Regions from separate parts of the Homo sapiens genome. Here region 2 is linked to region 1. Evidence: chromatin loops called from intact Hi-C (ENCODE). Cell type or tissue: gastrocnemius medialis. All regions are shown on one strand. Each heading gives the region's core, and the rest is flanking DNA. Links, peaks and the distances in the headings are about the cores only.

Region 1 (5,381 bases), core at 189-5,188:
GTAAGTTAATGCCCTTAGTTAGACTGAAGTGGACTTTTAGTTATTTGTACAAAAATGATTCCTTTCTAATACACAATATGGAGTGTGTATCTTTAGATGAGGTCTTTGCAGGAAGAAAGTAAACACTCTTCACACTCTTCACCCTTCGTATGATAACTTTATATGGGTATATGCCCGACTCTTCAACCAGGGAGCAAGCTCTTTGTAGGCTGAAACTTCTTATTGCACATCTTTGTGTCTGTAGTTACCTTAATACTGCACCCTGCAAGTGGGGAGCAAGTAGTAAGTGCTTAATATAGGTTTGCTTAATTGAATTGGTTAGTAAGTCAGAGAGAGATTGTGCAAGAAATGGAATGAATCAGAGTAAATTCCTCTTCGCTTCTTTGGCCAAGCAGCCAATATGAATCCATCTGTTGTCATTTCTGAATGTCCCAGAGAAAAAGGAATGAAGCAATGTAGCTCTTGAGTCCAACAGTCCAGTCTTTCAACTGAAGGAAGTTGTAGTTTTCTTCTGGGATAGAGTGAAAATAGGCCTTGGTCTTCCACTTGGCATAAACAGTAAGAAAACTCCTTTGGTCTATGTTTCCATGATGCTAAGTATCTGGATAAGAATGAAAATGTGCAGTCAACATGCTTCAGAAACTCCATGCATGTGATACCACATCAGCAAAATATCAAGTTACTTAACCAGACTTCTCATTTTCTCTGCAGGAGTCTGGGTTGTTTATATCCATGAAAGTGATGACAATGAGTATAACTGTCCCAGAACAGTGTGGCACTGTGAGTCTGAATGAAGCCAGTCCCTTATTACTTGGGGAGGGAGATAGGTATGGAACACTGGCAAGTCAACATGAATGTTTCAGTTACATTTCAAGGAAGAAGGAGAAAATACCCATAGAAACAGGAGTGCTGCCTGCTTCTGCTTTCCCATGCTTCCTCTGTTTCTTTTCTTCCACAGCCCTATTGATGTCCAACTTACATCTTATTTATTTACATATTTTTCTTTTTTTGAGAAAAGGTCTTACTCTGTCACCCAGGCTGGACTGCAGTGGTGCGATCTAGGCTCACAGCAACCTCCCTCTCCTGGATTCAAGCAATACTCCTGTCTTAGCCCCCTGAGTAACTGGGATTACAGGCATGCACCACCATGTCCAGCTATTTTTTTTTTTTTTTTTTGTATTTTCAGTAGAGATGGAGTTTCACCATGTTGGTCAGGCTGGTCTCGAACTTCTGACCTCAAGTGATCCACCCACCTCTGCCTCCCAAAGTGCTGGAATTACAGACGTGAGCCACCACGCCTGACCTATTTTCAAAAATTTAAGTTTTCTATTTCCCAAAATATAAGTGCCAGGAAGGCAAGGATTTGTCTTTATTTTTGTTCACAGCTGTATTCCCACTACCTCAAATAGATTTTGGCATGCAGTAAATGCTCAAGAAATATTCATTAAACAAATGAATGGCCTTTAGGATGGCCATTTGCCAATAAGTTCATAAATTAGAAATTAAAATGGCCAGGTTAAAAAAAAAAAAAAAAACATTGTTTTTCTCCCCCCAAGTTAAATTAAAAGACCTTGTGACAATTAGTTCTGGCTCAACTAAAGTCTAACTGTGTGACTATAATCAATTTGCTTAACATTCTGCTCCTTCATTTCTCCATCTGGAAAATGGGCATAATAGTACCAGAAACATTCTTCAAAAGCTTTCAAGACTCTCAAAAGAGGCAACAACTATAAAAGCATTAGGTTCAAGATTCAATGCAGATGCTTAGCATTGTTTCATAAAATTAAATAAGGATCTCATTGTCCTTTAACTCACTAAGCTGGCAAAATTTCATTTTTCTGCTTCTGTTCTTATACATACTAAAGACTATACATTAAGCAACTTTCTGTATTTTCATTTCATCCAAAGTATTGTTGATATAAATTTTAATTAACCAATCATTTTCAAACAAAACTGTAATTTCTGACACTTTAAATTTGCCTTCAAAGTCACAAAGTTTTAAAGATAAAAATAGATATACTCAGAAAATCCAACCTGATATTTATTGAGACACGTGAAATGGCATTTTTCCAGGGTAATCATTCCTTCCCCCTCCCAATATGTCAATAACAAACCAGGGTTTTTGTGGTGGAAATTCCATTTATTCTCTTCTCATTTTCTCTTTCGAGCTAAATTCTATTGTAGAGTCTTCCCTTCCAACCTTTAAAAAGCGACCCTGTACCTTTAATAGTGGAGACCTGGTGAGAGGTTCTTTTCCAAACTTGTTCCCTGGCTTCCAAGTGACGAAACCAGCTGTAATTTGAGAGCAGAGAGATCCTCAGGATATCTTTAGCCAAAGGAAAAGCTCCGCATTCCCACCCAGTCCAGAAATTGAAATACTATCAGGGGGCAAGAGCCTTTCTCTCCAGCTACACACTCCATCTCCCGGGAGCAAGGGGAAACTCCGAGAGGAGGGCAACAGAGCCAGCATCTTGCCAGGGCCCCGGAGGAGGGGTTCCCCGCTACGCCTGTGCCGGAGGAGTTCCAGTCACCGAGCGAGGGGCGCAAGGGTGGGTGCATCCTGCGCTGCGGCGGGCGCGCTACCCAGACGCTGGTGTGCAGAGCCACATGAAGCCTGCTGGGGACTGGGGGCCAGGGAGCAGCAAGCCAGCTGGGACTGAGGCGGACGCTGTCTCAGGGAGACGCTGACTCGCAAAGACACTCCCTTCCTTGTGCCTGGGTAAAAAGTCTCCTCCTGGGGTCCCTGGCCATCCTGAATATCCAGAATGGTGTTTCTGAAGTTCTTCTGCATGAGTTTCTTCTGCCACCTGTGTCAAGGCTACTTCGATGGCCCCCTCTACCCAGAGATGTCCAATGGGACTCTGCACCACTACTTCGTGCCCGATGGGGACTATGAGGAGAACGATGACCCCGAGAAGTGCCAGCTGCTCTTCAGGGTGAGTGACCACAGGCGCTGCTCCCAGGGGGAGGGGAGCCAGGTTGGCAGCCTGCTGAGCCTCACCCTGCGGGAGGAGTTCACCGTGCTGGGCCGCCAGGTGGAGGATGCTGGGCGCGTGCTGGAGGGCATCAGCAAAAGCATCTCCTACGACCTAGACGGGGAAGAGAGCTATGGCAAGTACCTGCGGCGGGAGTCCCACCAGATCGGGGATGCCTACTCCAACTCGGACAAATCCCTCACTGAGCTGGAGAGCAAGTTCAAGCAGGGCCAGGAACAGGACAGCCGGCAGGAGAGCAGGCTCAACGAGGACTTTCTGGGAATGCTGGTCCACACCAGGTCCCTGCTGAAGGAGACACTGGACATCTCTGTGGGGCTCAGGGACAAATACGAGCTGCTGGCCCTCACCATTAGGAGCCATGGGACCCGACTAGGTCGGCTGAAAAATGATTATCTTAAAGTATAGGTGGAAGGATACAAATGCTAGAAAGAGGGAATCAAATCAGCCCCGTTTTGGAGGGTGGGGGACAGAAGATGGGGCTACATTTCCCCCATACCTACTATTTTTTTATATCCCGATTTGCACTTTGAGAATACATCTAAGGTCATCTTTCAAAAGAGAAAAATTGGACACTTGAGTGACTTTGTTTTTAGTTTTGTTTTTGTACATTATTTATGTGATTGTTATGGAATTGTCACCTGGAAAGAACAATTTTAAGCAATGTCATTTCTAGATGGGTTTCTAATTCTGCAGAGACACCCGTTTCAGCCACATCTAAAAGAGCACAGTTTATGTGGTGCGGAATTAAACTTCCCCATCCTGCAGATTATGTGGAAATACCCAAAGATAATAGTGCATAGCTCCTTTCAGCCTCTAGCCTTCACTCCTGGGCTCCAAAAGCTATCCCAGTTGCCTGTTTTTCAAATGAGGTTCAAGGTGCTGCTTTGCATGCCTGCCAACCCATGGAAGTTGTTTCTTACTTCTTTTCTCTCTTATTTATTAACCATGGTCTGAGAGTTGTTTTTGTTCTATGTAACAGTATTGCCACAAAACTATAGGCAAATCGTGTTTGCAGGGAGATTTCTGATGCCTCTGTGGGTGTGTGTAAGTTAAAGTGGCCACATTTAAGAAGGCCAAGCTTTGTAGTGGTTGCACAGTCACACTGATATGCTGATTTGCTCTTTCTCATTGTATGTCTATGCTTTGTCATCAGTGCTATAGTAAATTACAAAGAAATAGGTAGATTGTATGAACATACCCACAAATGCCTATGATTTAGGTTACCAATGTATTCTTTCTCATTTGGGGTTTTGCTTCTGTCTGTCTGTTTATTGGAAACTTGTACTTCAAGTAGGGGGAATCCTAATTCTAATAACTCCTTAGCTAAGTTTTATTATTCAGGCAATAAACATGTTTTCATGTAATACTGGCTTACTTTGTAATTTACATCTGTAACTTTCATATTTCTAAAAGGGGCCAATGCAAAAGGAGAGAGAAGGACTGGATTTAAGCCAGTTTACTTAGAGTATATGATAAAGAAGGCAGAGGAATAGCTACATATTTGGCAATTCTCCTCTCTGTAGTCACCCTGACATCCTCACAAGAAAACAAATCTAGCCATTGCCCAAACTTTAAATTTGATCTCTATAGGTCTGCTTAAAGACTCAAATTTTCTCCAGTTTCTCTCATAAATTCAATTGCAAAAGTTTCTGACAAGGCTCATACCCTGTACCCTTATGCAGAGCAAGCATTCCATCCTAAGTTATAAACTACAGTGATGTTTAATTTTGAAGCCAGGTCTACATTATTTAATTAATGGCTTCAAAAGGTGGAGATGCACTTTATTTAATGTCTTTCCCTAGCTAATTCTTACTCTCACCTTAAATATGCTTTCTTGTTGCATATATGCACAGATACACACACACACACACACGAAAATAAATAAATGTTCATATTCTTCTGTTCAACAGACATTTATTTTCTCCTCTCCCTTGAATAAGAAAATAAGTTTTCCATTCCTATGAACTGTCTAATATCTTTCTATTACAGAAGGGGAAACTGAGGCTGGGAAAGGCTAAATGACTTATCCTCCATCAGTTATAACAGCCCCTGGTCTTCTTAAATTTAAACACGGGACTTCCCGAACTAATTTTTTTAAGGATACTGAAAAATGAGAGAGAGTGGTCGAATGCCTGAAATTTTGCTTAACTTACTGTACTTAAAATCAATTATAACTTCTTTTTGTTACTCAGGGCCCCACTTTTTGTTGCTTTCTAGACTTGTGTGTAGAAAGAAGATTAATGATCACTTAAAGTAGTTTCCTTCTTTATTCTGAAAAAATGAGGAAAAAATAACAACAGTGGCAAATAAAATCATATTTGGTACTAAAATGTTTGTAGTTTGAAGTCACAATCATTCATGCCTCAAAACATTTATATCACTCAC
Region 2 (5,381 bases), core at 156-5,155, 47 kb after region 1:
AAAAGATAATCTATGGAATGGGAAAAAATATTTGTAAACTATCCATCTGACAAGGAGTATCCAAAATATATAAGAAACACTCAACAGCAAACAACTCAATAGAAAAAAAATCTGATTAAAAAATAGACAAAGTATCTGAATAGACATTTCTCAAAAGAAGACATACAAATGTCCAACAGATATATAAAAAAAAATGGTCAAATCACTAATCATCATGGAAATGTAAATTAAAACGCAAACTACAATGAGAAACTACCTTACACTGTTGGAATGGCTTTCATCAAAAAGACAACAGATGAGTATTGAAGAGAATGTAGAGAAAAAGGAATCTTTGTATACTAATATGGTTTGGCTCTGTGTCCCCACCCAAATCTCATCTCAAATTGTAATCCCCATAATCCCCACATGTCAAGGGAAGGATCTGGTGGTGGGTGATTGGATCATGGGAGTGGTTTCCCCCATACTGTTCTTGTCATAGTGAGTGAGTTCTCACGAGATGTGATGCTTTTATAAGGGGCTCTTCCTTCATTCATTTGCTCTCTCTTGCCTGCCACCATGTAAGATGTGCCTTTGCTTCTCTCTTGCCTTCTTCCATGATTGTAAGTTTCCTGAGGCCTCCCCAGACATGCAGAACGATGAGTCAGTAAACTTGATAAATTACCCAGTCAGGTATGTCTTTATAGCAGTGTGAGAATAGAATAATACATACACTGTTGCTGGAAATGTAAATTGGTACAACCGTTATGGAAAACAGTATGGTGGTTCCTCAGAAAATTGAAAATAGAGCTCTCATATAATCCTGCAATCCTACCTCTGGATATATATCCAGAGGATATAGAATAAGTATGTCAAAGAGATAGCTGCACTCCCATGTTCATTTAAGAAGCTTCTTACAGTGGAGAGCAGAGTTTTGATTATTTACCTGTTTCTGAGAATCAATTCTTTATGTGCAAGTCTTTAAACTTTATTAACAGATTTACTTGTCGGTTTATTTATTGTTTGTTCTATTTAATCATTCCATTAGAAACTATTTATATCTGGCACATTCTTGTCAGCAACTTTCTTAAAGCTGAAACAGAATTTACCTAATTTATTCCAGTAATTGTTACTAAAGTACAAAGTGTAAAGGAAAAATTCATTGTGTATATTTCTGTGATGTCATGAATTATTAAAATATAATTATCTGATTGCTTTTGGCATACTTATAACTTCAGTTACCGTGGGTTTAAGATGCTGGTCACATTTATGACGGCACCCACATATACACACCCTCCTCTCATACATGGAAAACAAAACCTGCTGTTGTTTTCACTGGCCAGTGGGTGTCAGTAATTTGACCTGGAGACTTGGGGGAAGAAAGGAGGAAAGTGGAAAAGAGGTTCCTTTCTTCAGATGCAGGGAAACAGTTTAAATTTTATTGTTAAAGGATCTGAAAAAACATCGTTTAGGGAGGGGATGCTGACATTCTGGAAGGGGAGATTTCCCATAAAGGAGGCCACCAGACAGTTGGGCTGCATTTTCTCTCTGTGTGGCTACCTCTTGTTCTTTTTTGACTGAGTCTCACTCACAGCCCTGCGAATCCTTCGGGCAAGAAGCAACAAGTTGCAGGCTGCTTCTACATCTGCCTAGGAAGAGGGTGTTAGGTGGGAGGAGGGCAGATGACTCAAGCGTCTCTCTCCTGGACCTTAGTTTCCACCTGTAGACTTTCTTTTAATGTAATCTAGACTCTGTTAGGACCTAGGACCTGAGACCAGTCCAACAGGGTCTCCCCCACACTGGGCACTCTCCAAGAGTATGCCTGGCAGTCAGGCTCTGAATGCTGGCATGCTGCCTATTCTGGCCTTTCCCTTTTGTTGCCCTAAGGGCTGTGTGTTGTGAATCAAATCACTGGGCAACCAAGTACCTTCAAAAACAGCCCCAAGCTCTCTGGAAACTACTTCCTATTCCAGCCAAAATTGCAGAGAAAGGAGGGCATCAAGCTTAGGGGACCAATCCCTGTCTTTCTACCAGTCCCTGATAACTACTCAAGCTCCCTTTAAAGAGGCTCATATTGGAATACTCTGTTGACAAGTAGATACCACTTCACCTCTGCTAGGGTGAGCGCTGGTAGCTCCTCCCTGTTAAATGCCCATCTCAATGCCTCTGCCCTAAGTGAGTTGTGCAATAAATGAGCTGTCACTCTGAACAGGTGGGAAAGAAGTGAACTGCTTGTTCACTTGCTGCTGTTGCCACTGCTGGTACAGAAATAGAAGGTAAGACAGGTGAGAACTGCTTTTCCTTCTATCAAGAAAGATTCCAAACTGAGGCAATGCTTTGCATTGAGTCCTGGGGTTTTGTGGTTTTGGGAACCAACAGTACTCAAAGTATTTTCTCTTGCTAACTGCTTCCCCTCTAGGCCATAAAGCCTCTTTTCTTTCTTTTTTTTTTTTTTTTTTAAAAAAAACACAGCACAAAAAAACAAAGACAAAAAACCTCCAAGCTCCCTTCAGTAGTTGCTACACCTTCAGATTGAGACATCCTTCCTCATTTACAAACCTCAGCTGTGTCTGGGGGCAGGGCCACAGTGAAACTGCCAGGAGCAAAAAGGCTTCCAAGAAAAAGTACCACATCAGATTGGAAACTGGGGACAGATCATTCCTGGGATGTGACGGGCACCAGAATGCTCCCTCTCCAAAGGATCTAAGGACCAAAGCTGACAGTTTCTTTACTTGGTAAGTTTTGGGTGGTTTGCTGTGTAAAGCATATCTGAGAACAGGTATGATTGAGCTCATCTTCCTTTTCTCCTTATTGCAAGGGTTTGTGAATTCAAGTCTGTGGACTGAGGTGGTGGGGAGCATCCAATTAGAACTCCATTCACATGTAGCTCACAGTCATGTGGGCTGTGCTGGGGATGGTCCATCAAGCATTTAGAATAGGCTTGGTTTTGGAATGCAGTGGATCTGATTGCTTCTTGGCAGCTTCTCTTTCCCAATTATGTTTGGCTTAGTCTGATAGTCAAATTACTTTATAATCCCTAAGCTGATCCAGAAAGTAAACAGAAGAGACAGAGAGAACGCTGTCTAAAAAGAGACTGGGGATGGGGCAAGGAGGATTCTGGTTGGATTTTCAAAATGTTCCCTGAATAATCCACAACCCATCCCAAAGAATGGTGACTGCATATGATACCCTAGCTCTTTGTTAAGCTCAAAAAGCTGACTATAACATGCCTCTTTAAAATGCTGGCCAATTAAAGCCACTATGCACATCTTCAATTGTTTTGTTCCCTTAACGAAGCTCAAGAAGGTATATTACAGGTATGGATTTGATTAAAAACGTAAGGTTTCTCATAATGAATATATGTTCTGGTTTAAATAATTTAGAAATTTTCCTAAAATCTAAACCCAGTACTTTGCATTACATCAGAAAACAAAGCCTTGATAATTTGATTTCCAATCTGAAAATGGTGATTCCACTAAAGTGAAGCTAAAGTTTTCCTTTGTATAATTTACAAATGAAGTGTTTGCATGAAATTTAATGCCTTAAGCAAGACAGGCAGAATTGTGAACCTATTTTAGAGAATGCACTGGTTTTTCTAATGGCATTATTTTTGTTGTTATTGTTGCTGAGATGGGGTCTTGCTCTGTCATCCAGGCTGGAATGCAGTGATGCAATCACAGCCCACTGTAATCTCAAACTCTTGGGTTCAAGCGATTCTCCTGTCTTAACCTCCCAAGTAACTCAGAGTATGTGTATGCACCACCATGCCTGCCTAATTTTCTTTTGTAGATATGGGGGTCTCACTATATTGTCCAGGCTGGTCTCAAATTCCTGGCCTCAAACAATCCTTCTGCTCCGGCCTCCCAAAGTGCTGGGATTACAGGCCACTGTACCTGGCTTCTAATTGCTTTATAGAATTCATTATTCACATGAGAATATATTCACAAATTGTTAAGTATCTCAGCCACTTATTAAACCAAGTTTAAAAATAATAATAATAACCATTTTATAATTTTAAAAAGATTTCAAGTTGAAGAACCTTAGGTAGCAGGTGTCTTGAGTAGAGTATGTATGTACTCAAATGATGTCAAACTGCAGGCACTACAAATATTGTCTGGTCAACCTCCACCTTACCAAGTAAAAATTAATTGATTTTGTTATTTAAAGGTTAAAATATAAAATAATAACAATGTAGTTAAGCCTTCATGGTGTAATGTCTAGAAAACTTCTTGCCCTTTCTCTCCAAAGCTGAAATGCCAGATGGTGAGGTTAATTAACACACAACAATCTTGAGATTTAGCTACTAATTTTTTATTTTTATTTATTTATTTTTTTTTTGAGACGGAGTCTCACTCTGTCGCCCAGGCTGGAGTGCAGTGGCGCGATCTCGGCTCACTGCAAGCTCCGCCTCCCGGGTTCACGCCATTCTCCTGCCTCAGCCTCCTGAGTAGCTGGGACTACAGGCGCCCGCCACCACGCCCGGCTAACTTTTTGTATTTTTAGTAGAGACGGGGTTTCACCGTGTTAGCCAAGGTGGTCTCGATTTCCTGACCTCGTGATCCACCCACCTCAGCCTCCCAAAGTGCTGGGATTACAGGCATGAGCCACCACACCCTGTCCTAATTTTTTTTAAGTTATACTTTTAAGTGCTGGGGTACATGTGCAGAATGTGCACGTTTGGGGTACATGTGCAGAATGTGCAGGTTTGGGGTACACGTGCAGAATGTGCAGGTATACACATGCCATGGTGGTTTGCTGCACCTATCAACGCGTCATCTACATTGAATACCCTTTATTTCTTTCTCTTGACTAATTGCCCTAGCATTTCTCCTAATGGTATCCCTCCCCTAGCCCCCTACCCCGCCACAGGCCCTGGTATGTGATGTTCCCCTCCCTGTGTCCATGTGTTCTCATTGTTCAAGTCCCACTTATGAGTGAGAACATGCAGTATTTGGTCTTCTGTTCTTGTGATAGTTTGCTGAGAATGATGGCTTCCAGCTTCCTCCATGTCCCTGCGGAGGACATGAACTCATCCTTTTTTATGGCTGCATAGTATTCCATGGTGTATATATGCCACATTTTCTTTATCCAGTCTATCATTGATGAGCATTTGAGTTGGTTCCAAGTCTTTGCCATTGTGAACAGTGCTGTAATAAACATACATGTGCACGTGTCTTTATAGTAGAATGATTTATAATCCTTTGGGTGTATACGCAGTAATGGGATTGCTGGGTCAAATGGTATTCCTGGTTCTAGATCCTTGAGGAATTGCCACACTGTCTTCCACAATGTTTGAACTACTTTATATTCCCACCAACAGTGTAAAAGTGTTCCTATTTCTCCACATCCTCTCTAGCATCTGTTGTTTCCTGACTTTTTAATGATCACCATTCTAACTGACATGA

The links. Hi-C counts contacts between places; a loop is a spot of excess contacts. Peaks named below come from ENCODE experiments on the same cell type or tissue, not always from the same donor. Only the 100,000 strongest peaks of a DNase experiment are listed, where the experiment ranks them.
Region 2: it touches region 1 in a loop (2.8-fold over the local background); 3 of 110 quality-filtered maps call a loop at or near these places.

Annotation. Positions count from the first base shown.
Region 1 is chr11:26,991,762-26,997,142 of GRCh38, forward strand. FIBIN (fin bud initiation factor homolog) reads left to right here and starts at 2,351. Exons shown (of 1, transcript NM_203371.2): 1 at 2,351-5,326. The coding sequence starts at 2,766. The coding sequence ends at 3,401. It overlaps LOC124902650 (a long non-coding RNA gene), which reads right to left and starts at 2,350. Exons shown (of 2, transcript XR_007062630.1): 1 at 2,222-2,350; 2 at 138-601. In gastrocnemius medialis, for the core only: no CTCF peak of the experiment used is centred there; DNase peaks (open chromatin) are centred at 380, 2,310 and 3,140; H3K4me3 peaks cover 1,828 bases; H3K27ac peaks cover 4,531 bases.
Region 2 is chr11:27,038,768-27,044,148 of GRCh38, forward strand. It overlaps BBOX1 (gamma-butyrobetaine hydroxylase 1), which reads left to right and starts at 2,048. Exons shown (of 9, transcript NM_003986.3): 1 at 2,048-2,261; 2 at 2,449-2,711. In gastrocnemius medialis, for the core only: no CTCF peak of the experiment used is centred there; a DNase peak (open chromatin) is centred at 2,184.